2 separate regions of the Homo sapiens genome follow, and region 1 is linked to region 2. Evidence: chromatin loops called from intact Hi-C (ENCODE). Cell type or tissue: dorsolateral prefrontal cortex. All regions are shown on one strand. Links, peaks and the distances in the headings refer to the core of each region. The heading gives the core; the rest is flanking DNA.

What was found. Hi-C counts contacts between places; a loop is a spot of excess contacts. Peaks named below come from ENCODE experiments on the same cell type or tissue, not always from the same donor. Only the 100,000 strongest peaks of a DNase experiment are listed, where the experiment ranks them.
Region 1: a loop joins it to region 2, with 2.5 times the contacts of the local background. A loop is called at or near these places in 15 of 110 quality-filtered maps.

The regions. Positions count from the first base shown.
Region 1 is chr19:40,899,384-40,908,810 of GRCh38, forward strand. It overlaps the pseudogene CYP2G1P. Among named protein-coding and RNA genes, the nearest start is that of CYP2A7, 22 kb to the left of the region's middle. RefSeq lists a silencer at 8,982-9,131. In dorsolateral prefrontal cortex, for the core only: no CTCF peak of the experiment used is centred there; no DNase peak of the experiment used is centred there; H3K4me3 peaks cover 593 bases; H3K27me3 peaks cover 233 bases.
Region 2 is chr19:40,657,962-40,669,205 of GRCh38, forward strand. NUMBL (NUMB like endocytic adaptor protein) reads right to left here. Exons shown (of 10, transcript NM_004756.5): 10 at 7,944-10,177. The coding sequence ends at 9,507. Among named protein-coding and RNA genes, the nearest start is that of NUMBL, 27 kb to the right of the region's middle. RefSeq lists a silencer at 4,957-5,236. In dorsolateral prefrontal cortex, for the core only: CTCF peaks have their summits at 4,971 (motif pointing right) and 5,178; DNase peaks (open chromatin) are centred at 4,439, 4,990, 5,530 and 5,690; H3K4me3 peaks cover 1,521 bases; H3K27ac peaks cover 2,887 bases.

The DNA of each region.
Region 1 (9,427 bases), core at 1,428-9,427, 240 kb after region 2:
TGGACTCCAGCCTGGGTGACAGAGTACGACCCTGTCTCAAACAAACAAAAAACAACAACCAAAAGTGTATGTCATTTGGAACCTGGAGTCAGGACAGTGGTTGGGAATCTGGACTCCACTCCATCATTTAGAAATGGTGGGGTCTTGGGTGAGTCACTTCAGCCCCCATCTGTGAAACAGAGATTAATCCCTCCAAACAATTGGAAGAGTGGCTTATAAACAGTAAGTGTTATTACGGGTGAGTTTTCACTTTTTTTCCTCACCAGTGTCTGGCACCTAATAGGCATTTGACAAACCCTTGAGGAACTGAAATGAACACAACCTTGAAACTCATGGATCCTATAGAACCATTCCGTCTTGGAACGGGATGGAATCCCAGCCATCAGAGAAGTAGCAGGTCCTAGCTGAGCACTAACTATAGATACCCACTAAGCCTGTGTAACACCCCTTTATAAAGCAGTCACAGTCATGAGCCCTGATGTGCGGATGAGGCAGCTGAGGCCCAGTGGGGTGGTCAGTCCAGACACCCCTGGCACCCCCATGACCTGTGCAGGTGCAACCCTTCCTTCTGCCCTCCCCTGTGCCTGCAGGAAAGCGCATCTGCTTGGGCGAGGCCATGGCCCGCATGGAACTCTTTCTCTACTTCACCTCCACCCTTCAGAACTTCTCTCTATGCTCGCTGGTGCCACTTGTGGACATCGATATCACCCCCAAGCTCTCAGGCTTTGGCAACATCACCCCGACCTATGAGCTCTGCCTTGTGGCCCGCTGAGCCACACCTCCTGCGGGGCAAGGAGGAAGTGGTGAAGAATGCAGCTCTCCTCTCGTGTTCAGGAGCACCCCCTCTTCCTCATCTTACTAATCCTCAAGCATCCCTAAGAGGAGGCACTATGATTACAGAGTCAGCCAGGGTCACCTGAGAATGTACAGCTGCGTGTCTTCCTCTCCCGTAGAAGAGCAACGCCCTGTGCAAGATTTGCACCTCTGCCTGCAGGTTTCATGGTCACATGGTCACCGTTGCTTAGGTTTCTGGCTGCATCAAATTATTACTGCAGTCCCTGTGTCTTCATGTTGTCCCTTTTTGTGTGTGCTCTGATTTTGACCAAAATGTAGTCTAAAATCCTTTCTCCTTGGTTCTCATCTTTACCCACCAGCCCCCGAAAAGTGAACAAAGACCTCAAGTCTGTTGAGCGTAGCAAGTTTATTGAGTATGGTGTGTGACAGCGATGTAGGGCACAGCCAACAGCTTGAAATGTCTTTCTTGACTTGTTATGAGTTATAGTTTCTGCCAGCTGCTCTCCAGTGACTTCCCCTGGGTAAAATGCCCCATCCTCACCCATCTTGCTGACTCATTACCTTTCTCCGCCATCATCTCTTCTTCTAATCTTCCTTTCCAGTTGCTCTCAGCACAACTCCCAATTCCAAATACTCCCCAGTCCGTTTGTTTGTTTGGAGATGGAGTCTCACTCTGTGGCCCAGGCTGGAGTGCAGTGGCACCATCTAGGCTCACTGCAACCTCTGCCTCCTGGGTTCAAGGGATTTTCATGCCTCAGCCTCCCGAGTAGCTGAGATTACAGGCACGTGCCACTGCATCTGGCTAATTTTTGTAATTTTAGTAGAGATGGGTTTTCGCCATGTTGCCCAGGCTGGTCTTGAAATCCTGACCTCAAGCCATCCACCCACCTTGGCCTCCCAAAGTGCTAGGATTACAGGCATAAGCCAACGTGCTCGGCCTCCCCACTCCATTTTTGAGGATAGCTCAGTTATCCCCAGCTTCTATCATTCCCTTTCCAGACTCCATTAACTGACAAAAACGTTCCCTCTTTTTCATTTATTCAGCCAATATTTACTGAATACCCAACAAGTGCCAGCGTAGTCTTCAGGGACTTGGGATCCATCAGTAAGCAAAACAGACAAAAACTCCTGCCTTCAGGGAGCTAACATTCTAGTAAGGAAGGTGGACAATAAAGCATACATGAAACAAATATGCAAATGACATACTGCATTAGAAAAGCAAGGCTGGTAAGTGGGATATGCATTCTGTGATTGGAATTGCAAATGGATGGTTAGGGGTGGTTTCACAAGGTGATGGGGCAACAAGCTATGAAGATATCTGGGAAGGGAGTGTTCCTGGCAGAAAGATTAACCAACAGCAGTGGCCGGGCGTGGTGGCTCATGCCTGTAATCCCGGCACTTCGGGAGGCCGAGGTGGTCGGATCGCCTGAGGTCAAGAGTTTGAGACCACCCTGGCCAATATGGTGAAACGTATGTCTCTACTAAAAATACAAAAATTAGCTGGGCGTGGTGGCAGGTGCCTGAATCCCAGCTACTTGGGAGGCTGAGACAGAGAATTGCTTGAACCCGGGAAGCAGAGGTTGCAGTGAGCTGAGATTGTGTCATTACACTCCAGCCCAGGTGACAGTGTGAGACTCTGTCTCAAAAAACAAAGCAACAAACAAACCAGCAGAGTCCTAAGGCAGGAGGCTGTGTGCATCCAGGAATCCACAGGGAGCAGGTGTAGCTCGCATGGAGGAGGAAGACAGAGTAGGAGTGAAGGAAACGAGGCCAGGGAGGCGATGGGGACCAGACTGTGTGGGGTCTTGTGGGCCAAGGTGAGGTCTTGGCTTTTACCCTGAGAGTGATTGAGGTATTTGGAGGGATGGTGAGCAGAGGATGACATGTACAGACATATTTTACAGGGCTCACACTAGCTATCATATGATGGATACAAAAGCCAAGACCTATTAGCAGGCTACTGCAACTGGTGGTGTTGACTCAGACCCAGCAGCAGCAGTGAAGCTGGGCAGAATATGGTAGATTTGAAATCTGTTTCACTCTCTGAGATGGTGGGGTTTGCTACGGTATTGTATATAGGGTGTGAGAGAAAGAGGGAGTTCAGGCAGGAGTCCAAGGATAGGATCTCATCTTTGATCACCTCTTCTTCAACCTGTCACCTCCAGGGAACCTTGGGACCCATGACAGTCAGGGTTCCTTTTTTTTTTTTTTTTTTTTTTTAGACAGAGTCTCACTCTCTCACCCAGGCTGGAGTGTAGTGGCATGATCTCAGCTCACTGCAACCTCTGCCTCCTAGGTTCAAGTGATTTTCCTGCTTCAGCTCCCTGAAGTAGCTGGGATTACAGGCACGCACAACCACGCCTGGCTGATTTTTGTATTTTTAGTAGAAACTGGATTTCACCATGTTGGCCAGGCTGGTCTCTATCTCCTGACCTCAGGTGATCCACTCATCTCGGACTCCCAAAGTGCTGGGATTACAGGCTTGAGCCACTGCGCCCGGCCAGGGTTCCTATTTTTAAGCAATATAAAGTGACTTTGGTTATTTTAAATAGAAAGGCTGTTAGCTACTGGAAGGTGATTGTTTAGCTCACAAAATTAACAGCAATTCTGGAAAAATAGGGTAAGAATATGAGTAGGAAAAAGAGGCTGTGGTAGGGGACCAACAGCCAAGGTAATGTTCAAAGCTATCTGGTAGGACCTGCTGCCACACCACCCATCTCCTGGGTACTGAACACCTGACCCACCCCCTGGGTACTGCCATGGGACTCTAGACCCACTGATGCCACTATAGATGATTTCCTGATTGTGTCTGTGTTTTTGTCTCACATCCTCATGATTAAGAGTTCCAGACATCTAGCCACATGTTAAAACCTTAGGGTTCAAGGTGAGGTGAGGAAGAATGAATACCTCCTTCAGCTGTTGTAGTGGGAGGCAAAGCCTTGTCCCTGATCAAGAGCCACACAATAGGAGGTACTCAGAAAATCAGAAAAGAGTTTTGAGACTGTGTGTATAATAAACAATAAATGCGGCCAGGCATGGTGGCTCACGCCTGTAATCCTAGGACTTTGGGAGGCCAAGGTGGGCAGATCACTTGAGGCCAGGAGTTCGAGACCAGCCTGGCCAACACAGTGAAACCCCATCTCTACTAAAAATAGAAAAAAAATTAGCCAGGCATGGTGGTGCATCCCTGTAATCCCAGCTACTCAGGAGGCTGAGGCATGAGAATCACTTGAACTTGGGAGGTGGAGGTTGCAGTGATAGTGTCACTGCACTCCAGCCTGGGCAACAGAGTGAGACTGTCTCAAAACAAACAAACAAACAAACAATAAATGCCATTATATACATTATGGGAATTAGATCCTCCGGGAAGCTGAGATTTAGACGGAGTTAGGGGTCCATCATTTTATTGGAGGGAGGAGGGTAATGCATGTGAAAGACCAAAAAGGAAGGAAGCAGATGACACTGGTAGCAGAAAAGTCTTCAGAACAGGATGCAGATCCAACACTTGTGAAAGAAAAGAAGGAAGGAAGGAGGATTGGACAGAGACAGGCCAAGACCACCAGGCAGAGATAACAGACCCATAATCCAGAGAAAAATGCTGTTGGGGATGGTTTATGTTGGACAGATAGGGTCATGCCCTGGATCCCAGAGTCCTTAATTACTATTTGGGGCTTCCTTGGAAAAGCATGGGTTCCGCTCCACACTGAGGTGGGTCCTAATGGTGCTGCAACTGGAGACTCTCAGCTCACTGCCCTTATTGAAGCTGATTGGAAAGTTCTCCATGAATGAAGATTCAAGTAGCACATCCCTATGCCCACCACAGACACCAACATACAAACCCACATCATTAAAGCCTTGGCACCCCCTTCTATAAATGCAGCATCTCAGAGCTACAAACACACCTCGCAAGTACACAGTACAATGGGCATCAAACATTTTTAGCTGTGAAACGTTTTTTAAAATGATCTTACTTGCAAATAGAATACATAAAGCAGGCCGGGCGCGATGGCTCACGCCTGTAATCCCAGGGCGTTGGGAGGCTGAGGCGGGTGGATCACCTGAGGTCAGGAGTCCGTGACCAGCCTGGCTAACATGATGAAACCCTGTCTCTACCAAGAAAATACAAAAATTAGCCGGGCATGGTGGCACGTGCCTGTAGTCCCAGCTACTAGGGAGGCCGAGGCAGCAGAATTGCTTGAACCTGTGAGGCAGAGGTTGCAGTGAGCTGAGATCACGCCACTGCACTCCAGTCTGGTGATAGAGCAAGACTGTGTCTTAAGGAAAAAAAAAAAAAGAATAAGCAGGAGAGAGAATTGTTGATCTCTCTTTAGGTAAAGCACAGAAGAGCTATAGGTCCTCAAAATAGCCTTCATTTCTATTTATGACGTGAGCCTATTAGAAAGTTCCTAGAGGCTGGCGCGGTGGCTCACGCCTGTATTCCCAGCACTCTGGGAAGCCGAGGTGGGCGGATCACGAGGTCAAGAGATTGAGACCAATCTGGCCAACATGGTGAAAGCCCGTCTCCACTAAAAATACTAAAATTAGCTGGATGTGGTGGCACGTGCCTGTAGTCCCAGCTACTCGTGTGGCTGAGGCAGGAGAGTCGCTTGAACTCGGGAGGTGGAGGTGGCAGTGAGCTGAGATCAAACCACTGCATTCCAGCCTGGCGACAGAGTGAGATTCTGTTAAAAAAAAAAAAGTTCCTAGAAATTCTGAGAATCTAAGACATTGTAGTTATTCAACACACATCGGGTCCTTCCAAGGGGCCCACGGAAGGACCTAATGACATAATGGTGACCAGGAAAAGCTCAGTGACTCACCACATAGGGCTCACAGCCCAGCAGGGAAGAGTGCTCCATCCTTTACAGTGACGGCCCAGCATAGCCCAGCATAGCTCTGATGAAGGAAGCACGGAGTAGAATGTGGAGGACTGTGATGGAGGAAGCCCAGGTGGATTAGGTAACACCAGGAAGTATGAGGCAGGTTAGAGGGAATCCGTACTCCTGCTATCCCCTGGAAGTAATTCATTTAATTAGAGTAAACATTTCTCAGAAACTAGGTGAATCAATTTTCTTCCTAGAACTAATCAAGACCTACAAGTCAGAGAGGACATTTTCTTTACTGTGAGGTTTTTTTCTTTATATTTGTTTCTTTTCTTTTTGAAAAAGCCTTTATTGATATAACTTACAGATCATAAAGTGTACAATTAAGTGGGTTTGGGTGTATTAATCAATACTGCAACCATCACCATGGTCAATTTTAGAACATTTTCATCACCTCTACAAGAAACCTCATACCTTCTAGGTCTTACCCCTTTTCCCCCACAGTCAATTCCCTGCCCTGAGCAACCACGAATCTACTTTTCTTTGTAGATTCACTTTTTTTTTTTTTGAGATGGAGCCTCGCTCTGTTGCCTAGGCTGGAGCGCAATGGCACAATCTCTGCTCACTGCAACCTCTGCCTCCCAGGTTCAAGAGATTCTCCTGCCTCAGCTTCCTGAGTAGCTTGGATTACAGGCACCCACCACGACGCCAGGCTAATTTTTGTATTTTTAGTAAAGATGGGGTTTCACCATGTTGGCCAGGCTGGTTTTGAACTCCTGACCTCAAATGATCGTCCGGCCTTGGCCTCCCAAACTGCTGGGATTACAGGCATGAGCCACCATGCCTGGCCTAGATTCTCTATTCCTGACTTGCATATAAATTAAGTCATATATTATGTGGTCTTTTCTGACTGCGTTCTTTCACTAATACTTTTTTAAAGGTTCATGCTAGTTGTAGCATGAAGTTCTGCTTCATTCCTCTTTGTGGCTGAACGAAATTGCATTGTATGGATATATCACCTTTTATTTATCAGTTTATCCAGGGATGGATTTATTAGCTTCCTAGGGCTGCCTAGGAACCTAGGTACATATAACAAAGTACCACAAACTGAGTGGCTTAAAAAAACAACAGAAATGGGCTGGGCACAGCAGCTCACACCTGTAATCCCAGCACTTTGGGAGGCTGAGGGGGGCGGATCACAAGGTCAGGAGATCAAGACCATCCTGGCTAACACAGTGAAACCCCGTCTCTACTAAAAATACAAAAAATTAGCCAGGCGTGGTGGTGGGCGCCTGTAGACCCAGCTACTCAGGAGGCTGAGGCAGGAGAGAATGGGAGGCAAGGCGGAGCTTGCAGTGAGCCGAGATCCTCAACTGCACTCCAGCCTGGATGACAGAGCGAGACTCCGTCTCAAAAAAAAAAAAAAGAAAGAAAGAAAGAAAGAAAGAAAAAATCCCATATTCTCCACTTATTCATCCCTCCTCCCTAAACTCCTGGCAACTACTGATCTTTGTACTGTCTTCACAGTCTCACTTTTTCCAGAATATTATATAGTTGGAATCACACAGTATGAAGCCTTTTCAGGCTGGCTTCTTTTACTGAGCCATATACATTTAAGGTTCCTCCCAGTCTTTTCATAGATTGATAGCTCATTTCTTTTTATTGCTAAATAATATTGTATGGATGTACCACAGTTTGTTTCCTCATTCACCTGTTAAAGGACATCTTGGTTGCTTCCAAGTCTTGCAATTATGAATAAAGCTGCTGTAAACATTTCTGTGTAAGATTTTGTGTGGATATAAGTTTTTGTGTGTGGATATAAAGCTCATTTGGGTTAATACCAAAGAGCCTGATGGCTGTATCACATGGTAAGAATCTGTTTAACTTTGCAAGAAACTGCAAATCTGTCTTCCAAATTAGCTGCGCCATTTTGCATTCTCACCATCAATGAATGACAGTTCCTGTTGGACCACCTCCTTGCCAGCATTTGGTGATCAGTTTTGGATTTTAGCCATTCTAATAGGTGGGTAGTGGTATATCATTATTGTTTTAATTTGAAATTTTTAGTGACATATGATGTGGAGCATCTTTCCGTATGCTTATTTGCTATGTGTATATTTTCTTTGGTGAGGTGTCTGTTCAGATCTTTTGCCCACTTTTCATTGGGTTGTTTGCTTTCTATTGTTGAGTTTTAACAGTTCTTTGTGTATTTTGAATGTAAGTCCTTTATCAGGTATGTGCCCTGTAAATATGTTCTCTCCGTCTGTAGCTTGTATTGTCGTTCTCTTGACAATTCTTTTGCAGAGCAATTTGTAATTTTAATGATGTAGAATTTATCAATTGTTTCTTTCATGGATTGTGCTTTTGGTGTTGTGTCTAAGAAGTCACCAGCAAACACAAGGTCATCTAGATTTTCTCCTATGTTATCTTCTAGAAGTTTTATACTCATTTTTTATTTAGGTCTACAATAAACTTGGAGTTAATTTTCGTGAAAGCTGTAAGGGAGCTTCTAAGGGGGACACACACTAACTTATTTGAGAGAGGGCAGGTAATTGTGAAACTCTTAGCTGGGTCTTACAACAGACCCTAGATCCATCAAGAGAACCCAACCTTCAGAAACCCATAGTGGAATGTTTTTCATGCATACATGGGGAGAGTATGCAGTCATATGCTCACATGCACAACTGTACATGATCACACACATGCATATGGTATGTCCTGATCCAGAGTTCTCCCAGCATTCTCTCAGAATGTTTCTCTCTGTCAATTTCTTCATTAAGCGGTCTCATTGTGTCCCTGAACTGACTCTCAATGGACGACAGTGGCCTTACCTGGTAGGGGGTGCAGGCTACACCCTGGTGCACAAAGTGTGCTTGAGTAGGTGAGAGTGGGCAAGTGTGCAGTGAAGCCAGGACAACCGCCGGCCAGGTCTCTGGAGAAAACCCCAGGACAGGGCTGTTCAGGCTGTGTGATGCTATACTAAGCTGTTTGACTTGAGGAAGGGGTGCTTTTTAAGAATCTGCCCAGAGGGTTGTGTTCAAAGATTTGCTGGGCACTTATATTCTGTGACACCTCAGCTACAGACAACTTTCTGAGCCTCAGCTTTGTCATGTGTAAAATGGGCATGAATGCTGTTCCCCTTTGCAGAGGTTTGTGGGCATTAAGTGAGGTGAGCATGCAACGGTTTTTGAACAGAGCTGACACGGAGGTACTTGTTCAAGAAATGAGATGCTATTATTACTACTCTTTGTAGCATAGTTTAAGGTTTCCCTTCCTCTCATCCCAGCTCTGAAGGACATCGTCAAGGTGAACTGAGCCCCTTCTGTTTCTTCTCTTCCCCCTAACCACCTCGCCCCTTCCTTTCCCCCTGTCCTGCCCCCATTCTTAGCCCCGCCCCTCCCGCAGGCCCGCTCCTGGCCCCGCCCTTCCTCTGATCCCGCCCACCACGCCGGCACCAGCACAGCCCTCCCTCAGCAAGGCAAGTAGCACTTGGTGTAGTTTCGTGGGATTGTGACAAAGCCCACGTGTTTGGGGGACACAACAATGTCCTTAGGCGACTGCCGCGATTTGAAGCGGAAGTTCTGCATGATGGTGGTGAGGTAGAGAAAGAGCTCCATTCTGGCCAGGCCTTCTCTGAAACAGTTCCGCCTTCCTGAGGAGGAGAGGCGGGAGGGGTGGAGGTGAAGCCCACTCTTAGTGCAGCCTTGCCCCGCTACAGACCTCCAGCTGCGGCTCTCCCAGGGAGGAGGGGTGGAATATTATGGCCTGAGAGACTTTCAGAGGAGGCTCTGATCCTCCCTGAGCCTCAG
Region 2 (11,244 bases), core at 1,932-9,931:
TGTGCTGGGCCTATTTCTTTGTGTTTTAAGAGGCAGGGTCTTTCTCTGTTGCCCAGGTGGAGTACGATGATTCGATCATAGCTCACTGCAGCCTCAAACTCCTAGGCACGGGAGACCCTCCTGCATCAGCCTCCCGAGTAGCCCAGACTACAGGTGTGTGCCACTATACCTAGCTAATGAAAAGAATTTTTTTGTAGACATGAGTTCTTGCTATGTTGTCTAGGCTGGTCTGGAACCTCCAGCCTCAGGCGATCCCCTTGCTTCAGTCTTCCAAAGCAGTGGGGTTACAGGCGTGAACCACCTGGCCTGGTCTCGCTCTTTCTCTTTCGACATCTACATTGATCTGTAGCTATCTACGTACTATAGATATCTAAAAGTTATGTAAATGTCTACTTAAGCTTATAGGTATGAGCTACTGTATGCTATCTAAGCTTATAGGTATGAGCTACAAATTGCTATTGTGTTATGAGGGGAATTCAAAAAGTTGATGGAGAATGGAATTAAGAGATAAAAATTTTAAAAAAATCTTTATTTCTCACCATAAACTCCATCAAGGTCAAAGTCAAGACACTTTTGTAAACCATTATACCAGCCATTTAGTCTATCCCTAAATAACTGAGGGTCCCAGGAATTTAATCATGTCAGTGCAGCCTTTTTACATTTTCTCTTTCTTTTTTTTTTTGATGGAATCTCACTCTGTTGCTCAGGCTGGAGTGCAGTGGTATGATCTCGGCTCACTGCAACCTCTGCCTCCCGGGTTCAAGCCATTCTCCTGCCTCAGCCTCCTGAGTAGCTGGGACTACAGGCATGTACCACCACATCTGGCTAATTTTTTTTTTTTTAGTAGAGACGAGGTTTTGCCAAGTTGGCCGGGCTGGTCTCAAACTCCTAACTTCAGGTGATCTGCCCGCCTCGGCCTCCCAAAGTGCTAGCATTACAGTTGTGAGCCACTGTGCCAGGCCTTTTTTTTTTGTTCTTGTTGCCCAGGCTGGAGTGCAGTGGCATGATCTCGGCTCACTGCAACCTCCACCTCCTGGGTTCAAGTGATTCTCCTGCCTCAGCCTCCCGACTAGCTGGGATTACAGTCATGAGCCACCACACCTGGCTAATTTTTGTATTTTTTTTTTTAGTAGAGACAGGGTTTTGCCATGTTGGTCAGGCTGGTCTTGAACTCCCAACCTCAGGTGATCCACCCTCCTTGGCCTCCCAAAATGCTAAGATTACAGGCGTGAGCCACTCCGCCCAGCCCAGTCTTTTTACATTCTTAACTGAAGAAAAATGGGTGCCCTTCAAAGATTTTAAGATTAGGAAACAAAAAGTCAGAAGGAGCCAAATTGGGACTGCCAAGTGGATGCCTAATAATTTCCCATCAAAACTTGTAAAATTGCTCGTTTGATGAGGAGAATGAGCAGAAGCGTAGACATGCTGGAGAAGAACTCTCTGGTGAAGCTTCCCAGGCTTATTTCTACTAAAGCTTCGGCTAACTTTCTCAAAACACTCTCATAATAAGCAGATCTTATTATTCTTTGACCCTACAGAAAGTCAACCAGCAAAATGCCTTGAGCATCCCCAAAAACTGTTGCTATGACCTTTGCTCTTGACCAGTGTGCTTCTGCCTTGACTGGATCACTTCCCCGCTCTTGGCAATCATTCTCTGATTACGATTTGTCTTTAGGATTGCACCCGTGAAACCATGTATCATTTCCCGTTACAATCCTTCAAGGAAATGCATTAGGATCTCGATCTCACTTGTTTAGCATGTCCATGGAAAGCTCTGCTCTTCTCTGCAGCTGATCTGGGTGCGACCGTTCTGGCACCCATCGAGTGGAAAGTTTGTTTAGCTTTAATTTCAGTCAGAATTGTGTAAGCTGAGGCCGGGTGAGGTGGCTCAAGCCTGTAATCCCAGCAGTTCGGGAGAATGAGGCAGGAGGATCACTTGTGTCCAGGAGTTCAAGACCAGCCTGGGAAACCTAATGAGACCCCCATCTCTACAAAAAATACGAAAATTTAGTGTCAGGCCTCTGAGCCCAAGCTAAGCCATCATATCGCCTGTGACCTGCACGTATACATCCAGGTGGCCTGAAGCAACTGAAGAGCCACAAAAGAAGTGAAAATAGCCTTAACTGATGACATTCCACCATTGTGATTTGTTTCTGCCCCACCCTAATGATCAATGTACTTTGTAATCTCCCCCACCCTTAAGAAGTTTCTTTGTAATTCTTCCCATCCTTGAGAATGAACTTTGTGAGATCCGCCCCCTGCCCGCAAAACATTGCTCCAAACTCCACCGCCTATCCCAAAACCTATAAGAATTAATCATAATCCCACCACCCTTTGCTGACTCTCTTTTTGGACTCAGCCTGCCTGCACCCAGGTGAAATAAACAGCCTTGTTGCTCACACAAAGCCTGTTTGGTGGTCTCTTCACAGGGACGCGTGTGACACTTAGCTGAACGTGCTGGCACGCACCTGTAGTTCCAACTACTTCGGAGGCTGAGGTGGAAGGATCGCTTGAGCCCAGGAGGTTGAGGCTGCAGTGAGCCACAATCTCACCACTGTACTCAGCCTGGGCGACAGTATGAGAACCCTGTCTCAAAAAAAAAAAAAAAAAAAAAGAAAAAAGAATTGTGTAAGCTGTACCAATTGAGATGTCTATGGTGTTGGCTATTGTTTCTGCTGTTAACTGTAAGTCCTCTTTAATTAAGGCATAAACAAATTTAATTTTTTTCTGCAAAAATTGATGTGGATGGTATGCCACGGTGGGCTTCATCTTCAGCATGACCCAGGCTGGAGTGCAGTGGCGCAATCACGGCTCACTGCAACCTCTACCTCCCAGACTCAAGTGATCCTCCCACCTCAGCCTCCTGAGTAGCTGGAACTACAAGTGTGCACCACCACACCCAGCTAATTTATGTATTTTTTGTACGGATGGGGTTTCACCATGTTACCCAGGCTGGTCTCGAATTCCTGAGCTCCAATGATCCGCTGGCCTCAGCCTCCCAAAGTATTGGGATTACAGGCGTGAACCACCACGCCCGAACTTGTCCCTTCTTAAAACGAGTTATCCATTTGTAAATGGCTGATTTCTCTGGGGCACTGTCAAGTTTTTGGAAAACATCAATGATTTCATCATTCTTCCACCCAAGCTTCACCATCAATTTGATGCTTGTTCTTGCTTCAATTTTAGAATTCGTGTTGCTCTGATAGGGGCTCTTTTCAATCTGATGTTTTATTTTAGTGTCTCAAACTAGGTCCTGTTCAGACAAGTTATAACAAGTTAGTATGAATTTATTTTGGTGCAAAAAAAAAAAATTGAACTCCATGCATAGTTTTTTCATAATACACATTTTCCATGAATTTTTGGAAGACCCTTCTTTTTCTCTCTTTTTTTTTTTTTTTTTTTTTTCTGTAGAGATGGTCTTGTTCTGTCACCCAGGCTGGAGTGCAGTGGCACAATCATGGCTCACTGCAGCCTCGACCTCCTGGGCTCAAGCAATCCTCCCACCTCAGCTTCCTGTTACTGGGACTATAGGTGTGCACCACCACACCTTGATAATTAAAAAAAAAAATTTTTTTGTAGAGATCGGGGTGGGGGGGGGGGTCTCACTATATTTTCCAGGCTGGTCTTGAACTCCTGGCCTCAAGTGACCCTCCCCAATCAGCCTCCCAAAGTGCTGGGATTACAGGCACAAGCCACAGTGCCTGGCCAATAAATGTTTTTTGAATGAATGAAGAAATTAGTGCATGGACATATTTTCCCATCAGCTATTACAATAACCAGACTCTGAGTTCCCTGAAGGCAGGGCCTGTGAGTTTCATTGTGTACCCTCAGCCCTCAATAGCTGATAAAAATAAATATTCAGAAAATGCTTGTAAAATGAAGAAGAGAATATGTATGGGACAGAAAGTAGACCAGTGGTTGCCTGGGGCTGGGACAGGGAATAGGGAGCGACTGCAAATGGGCAGAAGGGATCTTTTCAGAGTGATGGAAATGTTCTTGAATTGGCTGTGATGGCTGCAGAACTGTAAAATCACCCAAAATCAGTAAATCACTTATAATAGGTGAATTTTATGACAGGTAGATTATACCTCAGTAAAGCTGTTAAAACAAAACCAGTGTTGAGGGAGGAAATAAATGTTACCTTGGTAATACTGAGGACTCAGTAGTTATCAAGACAGCTCTCTTCCCTGCCCTCATGAGGTTTTCTGTGCAGGGCGGGGACGCCGACCCATTATAGACAGTGACAGCCTAGAGCCATCACGGCGGGATGGTGGGGAGGGGACAGGCAGAGGGGTGGGAGGCCAGGATGGGGGAAGCCCGGGCAGAGAGGTTGGGCTGGAATGGGGGGCACAGGCAGAGGGGTCGGGGCGGGGACTGGTGAGGTGCAGGCAGAGGGCAAAGGGGTCGAGGTCCAGATGGGAGATGTACAGGCAGACGGATCCGGGCCAGGGCGGGGAGGTACAGGCCCAGTTGAGGAGCATAAGGAACCATAGGAGCCCAAAGGAGGCGCCCGACCAGTCAGGGAGGACTTCCCAGAGGGGTGAATGGCTGAGCCAGGGCCTGAAGTATAATGTTCATGAATGCGACAGCAATTTTTTTTTTTTTGAGACCGAGTCTCCCTCTATCACTGGAGTGCAGTGGCTCGATTTCGGCTCACTACAACCTCCACCTACCGGGTTCAAGCGATTCTCCTGCCTCAGCCTCCCGGGTAGCTGGGACTACAGGCGCCCGCCCCCACGTCCGGCTAATGTTTGCATTTTTAGTCGAGACGGGGTTTCGCCATTTTGGCCAGGCTGGTCTTGAACCCCTGACCTCAGGTAATGCACCTGCCTCGGCCTCCCAAAGTGCTGGGATTACAGGCGTGAGCCACCGCGCCCAGCACAATTTTAATTTTTCTTAAACACTTTTCCTGCCTTAGCAAAGTCTTGGAGGGGCGGCCGCCCAGGCGCCGCGAGCGCAAGACCACGAGGGGGCGCTGCTTCACCACGCTAGAGGAGCGCTCCCGGCAACCACGTGGCCCCACAGGTGCGGGAGGTCGGCGAGCGCGCCTGGAGGGTGGACGGGGTAGGTTACGGCCAGGCAGCCCGGGGTGGCGCGTGGCCCTGCGCAGGGCAGTGGAAGCAGCGGGCCCCAGGGAGCATGAGACGCCGCGCTCCGTGGGGCGGTCCCAGCGCTGTGCAGCGAGGGGCCAGGGCTGTCCCCGGTCCTGCGCGGCCGGCTCCCGGAGAAACTGTGGCCTCCTGGGGGTGGAGCTTTAAAAAACAAAACAAAACAAAACAAAATCACCCAACAGGAAGCGGGGTGGGGGCGCCCGGCTCTGTCACCCGTGGAATGCATCAAAATAGCCTGCGCGGCCGGGGGCGGTTCCGGGAAAGGGGGCGGCCGCGAGGGGCGGGGCTGCAACGGAGGGCGGAGCTTCCCAAAGAACGGGAGAGAGGAGTGCAGAACCGGCCCCAGGGGGACGTCCTCCTGTTCCCCCAAAATGACCTCGATAGGCGTTTGTGTGGGATGGGGTTCCTGGGTAGGGCGGGGCTTTCCAGTGCGATGTCCCTGGTCTATTCTTAGCGGGCTGAAACCTGGAGAAGTGGGAGTGGGCGGTTGATCCGGGTTCCAGGGCCTCTTTGGAGCGAAAAGCTCCGTGGAGAGCCAGAGTCTCCATCCTGGGCGTGGGAGGGAAGATGGGAAATGGGCCAAGAGGAGCCTGTGGGAGGTCCTCCCCGGGACGGCCCCCTTCCATCTGCATCCGCGGGAACCGTTGTGGGGGCAGCTCTGAGAAAGGCTGCTCTGGGCGCAAGGAAGGGTGGTTGAACGAAGAGATCAGTCAGGGACGGGGTGGGGGTGCCTTGACTGTGTCCCAGATTTGCTGCGTGCTTCTGACCTCAGTTCCCCATCCTTCCAGTTGCTCAAATCCTCTCTGTCCCAGTCCTAGGCCGTTTCTGCCCCTCTCACTTCCTAGTGGTTTGCAGAGGGGAAACACTGAGGCTGCCTCTTCTGTGCCTGGCCCTGTGTTGGCACGGGGAAGTGACTGAGACGCCCCAGACCCCCTTCTCCCTCACAGTCCAGTGAGGCAGACAGACCTGCCACCAGATAGTGACAGCCCAGAATGAGTCATTGAGAGGACGGGGGAGGCACAGGCAGATGGGTCAGGGCTGGGATAGGGGAGGAGAGGGGCCTGTAGGATCCAAGGGGAGAGTGGGTGCTGCTGACTCAGTCTGGGGGGGTTGAAGAGCCGTCTGAACTTAGACCAAAAAGGTAGGATGGGGCCGGGCGCCTGTTATCCCAGCACTTTGGGAGGCAGAGACAAGAGGATCGCTTGAGGCCAGGAGTTCCAGACCAGATTGGACAACATAGCGAGACCCCCATCTCTACAAAATAATTTAAAAATCAGTTGGGCATAGTGGTGTACGCCTATAGTCCCAGCTACTCAGGAGGCTGAGGTGGGAAGATTGGTTGAGCCCAGGAATTCAAGGCTGCAATGAGCTATGATTGCCCCACTGCAGTCCAGCCCGGGTGACAGCGTGAGACCCCTGCCTCCAAAATAATAATAGCAAAAATACTGGGCTGGGCGCGGCGGCTCACACCTGTAATCCCAACACTTTGGGAAGCCGAGGTGGGCAAATCGCTGAGGTCAGGAGTTCCAGACCAGCCTGGCCAACATGGTGAAACCCAGTCTCTACTAAAAATACAAAAATTAGCTAGGTGTGGTGGCAAGGCATCTGTAGTTCCAGCTACTTGGGAGGCTGAGGCAGGAGAATCGCTTGAGCCCAGGAGGTGGAGGCTGCAATGAGATCACACCACTGCACTCCAGCCTGGGCGACAGAGTGAGACTCTGTCTCAAAAAATAAATAAATCCTAATGAAAGGATAGGATGGGGCTCAGGGCCTTGGAAGAGGGTCACCTTCTAACAAAAGGTATTTGAACGGAGTCCTAAAGAATGAGTAGCATTCTTCTGGGAAGTGCTGTGTCACCATGAAGGAAAGGGTGTTCTAGGCAGAAAGAATGACAAATGCAAAAGCTTGGAGGTGAGAGTGTGGCTTATCTCTGGCAGGGTCCTCTGCTCCCTGCCTGGGACATTCCCCCAACGTCATACCCCGACAGAGCTGTCTTAGGTCTCCTAGTCCTGGAGTCCACAAGCAGGTTAATGGGATGTAATGGAAACGCTATAGAGGGCAGACCCCTAGGCTTGTTCCCTCACAGCCTGATGCTTTTTTGTTTTTGAGACAGAGTCTCGCTCTGTTGCCCAGGCTGGAGTGCAGTGGCGTGATCTTGGCTCACTGCAACCTTGGCCTCCCAGGTTCAAGCGATTGTCCTGCCTCAGCTTCCCAAGTAGCTGAGATTACAGGCACCCACCACCACGCCTGGCTAAGTTTTGTATTTTTAGTAGAGACGGAGTTTCACCATGTTGGCCAGGCTAGTCTCGAACTCCCAACCTCAGGTAATCCACTTGCCTCGGCTTCCCAAAGTGCTGGGATTAAAGGCATGAGCCACCACGCCCAGCCTTTTGTTTTGTCTGCTTTTTTAGACAGGGTCTCACGCTGTCACCCTCACAGGCTGGAGTGCAGTGACTGCATCACGGACCACTGCAGCCTGGACCTCCCAGGCTCAAGCAATCCTCCCACCTCAACCTCTCCAGCAGCTGGGACTACAGGCGTATGCCACCACGCCCACCTAATTTTAAAATTATTTTGTAGAGACAGGGTCTCATTATGTTGCCCAGGCTGGCCTCGAACTCCTGGGCTCAAGCGATCCTCCCACCTTGGCCTCCCGAAGTGCTGGGCTTACAGGTGAGAGCCACCTCAGTGCCCGGCCTCAGCCTGATGGTTTCACGACTGCCTTTGACTTTGGCCCACACTAATCAAATGTATCACCGTGGGCCACTGACTCAACTTCCCCATCTATCCAGTGGGAATAGAATATTGGACTGCACAAAATCAACCACCTCATTTTAAAGAGCTATAACGAAACAAAATTTATATGTTATATATTTTTAAAAATACATCTTATAGATTAAAGGACTCAAGAAACAATAGCAAGACTGTAAAACGTTGCCACATCAGGTGACACTTTGGCCAGAGTTATGGAAAATGCTGACAAAACAAGAATTTGCCAGCATGGGCAAAGATATACTGTTACCAACCCAACTTGTTAAAATATTAATATTGAGCTAATTAGAAGTAGTTTTTTTTTTTTTGTTTTTTTTTTTTGAGACAGAGTCTCATTCTGTTGCCCAGGCAGGAGTGCAATGGTGTGACCTCAGGTCACTGCAACCTCTGCTGCCTGGGTTCAAGCGATTCTTGTGCCTCAGCCTCCTGGAATTACAGGCGCCTGCCACCACGCCCGGCTAATTTTTGAATTTTTGGTAGAGACTGGGTTTCTCCATGGCGGCCAGGCTGGTCTCGAACTCCTGACCTTAAGTGATCTGCCTGCCTCGACCTCCCAAAGTGCTGGGATTACAGGCGTGAGCCACTGTGCCCAGCCAGCAGTTCATAATATTTGTTTTTTATTCCTTGATTCTAACTCTGTAAGGAATAGAAATGGGGTGATTAATTTTGGCTCCTTTAATACCCGCCTGGCAGGTGCTGAGTCAGTGGTACCTGTTACCACGCTATGACTCAGAGGTTATCACTCAGGGACATCCTTCTGACTCTGTTTCAGTCCATGACTCAGGAGGAAAGGTTCTAGGGCCTCACCAGCGCCCTACACACACCCTCGTTTCCCGAGGGGCACCATTATATTCTTCCTTTATTGGCTGTCCTTGTATAATACAAATCTTCAAGTTTAGATACAAAAAAAATCTGGAAATAAAAGATAGAAAAGTACCCGCCAGGCACCCCTTCCCCTTCTTCCCGGACCCCTCCCCAGCGGGCACCGACATGAGGTAACTGCGCATCTTCTCCTCCTCCTCCCTCCCCGCCTCCTGGGCCCCCAACTTGGCCCTAGCCCCCATGAGACCTTGGCCCAAGGAAGACATGGGCCCCAAAGTTGGAGGGTGATGGAGGTGAGTACAGCATTGGCAGTGAACGCAGCGTGTGGGCAGAGGGCAGCCCTTAGCTTGTGCTGTGCATGGGGGGAGGAGACGACCAGATTTGGGGTGGGCACTGGTGTGGGGCCCAGGAGAGCCCCTAAGCAAGTGTCCCCCCTCCATCCTGTCCAACACTGGAAGGTGGGGGTCAACAGAAACTGGGAAATGGAGTGTGAACCAAGGGCATTCAGTGGGATTGTGGCCAACCCCTGTGTCTGGGGTTGGGGAAGGGGGCATTGCCAGCCTAAGTCCGGCAGTGAAATGGTTCCCTTAGCCAGGCTGGGTCCGTCCCTGAATTCCATCCTGTTGCAACCTGGGCGTCACAATGTTGGTTCTGTAGTGGTTGTCGGGGTGGTTGAGGGAGGGGGGTGTTGAGAGGGTGTTGAGGGGCGCAGCCCCAGGGAGCAGGGTTAGGGGAGAGGTTGTGCCTCCACCCCCAGGCGTGGGGCACCTGGAGATGATGGAGTGGGTGGGGCGGCTCGGGCTACAGTTCAATCTCGAATGTCTTTTGCAGGTCGCCAGAAAAGGGGTTGGAGGGTTTCTCTACAGTGGCTTTGCCTTCTAATGCCGCCCACTGGGCCTCAAAGGGGTCCAACTCTGGAGCTGGGGCAGGCGCTGGCTCAGGGGGCCAGGGGGCCCCATTGGGGCGAGGGCGGGCCTGGCTCCCAGGGGCACTGGGTATGGCAGGGGGCGGGAAGGCCCCAGCTTTCCCAAGCAGAGTGGCAGGCTGAGGCTGGAGCTGGGCGGCTGAGCAGAAGGCGTTTGCCACCATCTGTGAGGGTGTGATGCCCACCACGGGCACCCGGGGCATCGGTGGGTAGCCCAAGCCCGGGTAGGCGGGCACAAAAGGGGGCTGCATGTGTGGGGGTGGCAGGAACACGGCCACTTGGGCAGGTGCAGCGTCAAAGGGCCCCACGGGGGCGGGGAAAGGCTGCAGGGCAGGAGGCATGGTGGGCACTGGGGCCACTGAGGCTGCTTGCTGCTGTTGCTGCTGCTGCTGCTGCTGCTGTTGCTGTTGCTGCTGCTGCTGCTGCTGGGCCTTGGCCACCTGTGACACCTCCTCCAGCCATCGCTCAGCCTCTGAAGGTGTCCGCTTGTGCCCAGGCTGGAAGGCAGCTGCAGGGGGCACGGAGGGCTCACCCCAGGCAGAAGTCCCTGGAGAGAGGAGAGGGACAGGTGAGGGAGGGGGCAACGGCTTCAGCAGAAGAACCCCAGGCTGGGAACTGGCATGGTGTGGGGATCAGAGCACGGACTCTGGAGCCAGACCGCCTGCCTCTGAATCCCAGCTCTGCACCTCCCGAGCTTGCTGACTTCAGGCGAGTGACTTCACCATTCTGGACCACGTAATGGTTCTGGAGTGCTAAGAACATACAATTCTGAGCTTCTAAGGCCCTATGATGAGAAAGTCTAAGTAGGACTGACATCCTCCTAGCCCCACTACCCTTCTGACTGGTCAGTGCCAAGCCTAGGATTCACTATTTTGTTTTGTTTGTTGTCTGTTCGTTTTGAGAGTCTCACTCTGTTGCCCAGGGATGCCCTATCTGGGCTCACTGCAACCTCTGCCTCCCAGGTTCAAGCAATTCTCGTGCCTCAGTCTCCTGAGTAGCTGGGATTACAGGCGCGCACCATTACGCCCGGCTGATTTTTTGTATTTTTAGTAGAGGCGAGGTTTCAACATGTTGCCCAGGCTGGACTCGAACTCCTACCTCAAGTAATCCCCCTGCCTCGGCTTCCCAAAGTACTAGGATTACAGGCATGAGCCACCACACCCAGCTGGTATTCACTATTTTGAATATCACCCTTGATTTTCTAATACCTTCAGAATGTATTGTTTTAGGAGTTAAGATTCTAAGATTGCATGGATCTTTCTCCACATGTATAATAGTATCCTAACATAGTAAGGTTTGACAGTTTAGGGTTGGGCTTTCTAAGATTCTCGAGTTCTACATTTACAGTGTTTGAGATTCTAAGGTGCACCTGTGGTTCTAGGATAAGCCCATGGCTCTAAGATGATACATGGTTCTCAAGGATTCCATGGTTCTGAAACGATCTCTGGGCTCTAAGGTGATCCCAAGATTCTAGCATGAGCACATGCCTCTGAGGTGACCCCGTGGCTCTACAATGATCCCGTATCTCTAAGATAATTCATGGTTCTAAAGTGATCACTTGATTCTCAGGTAATCCCACGGCTCTAAGATGATCCTTGGTTCTAGGATGATCCT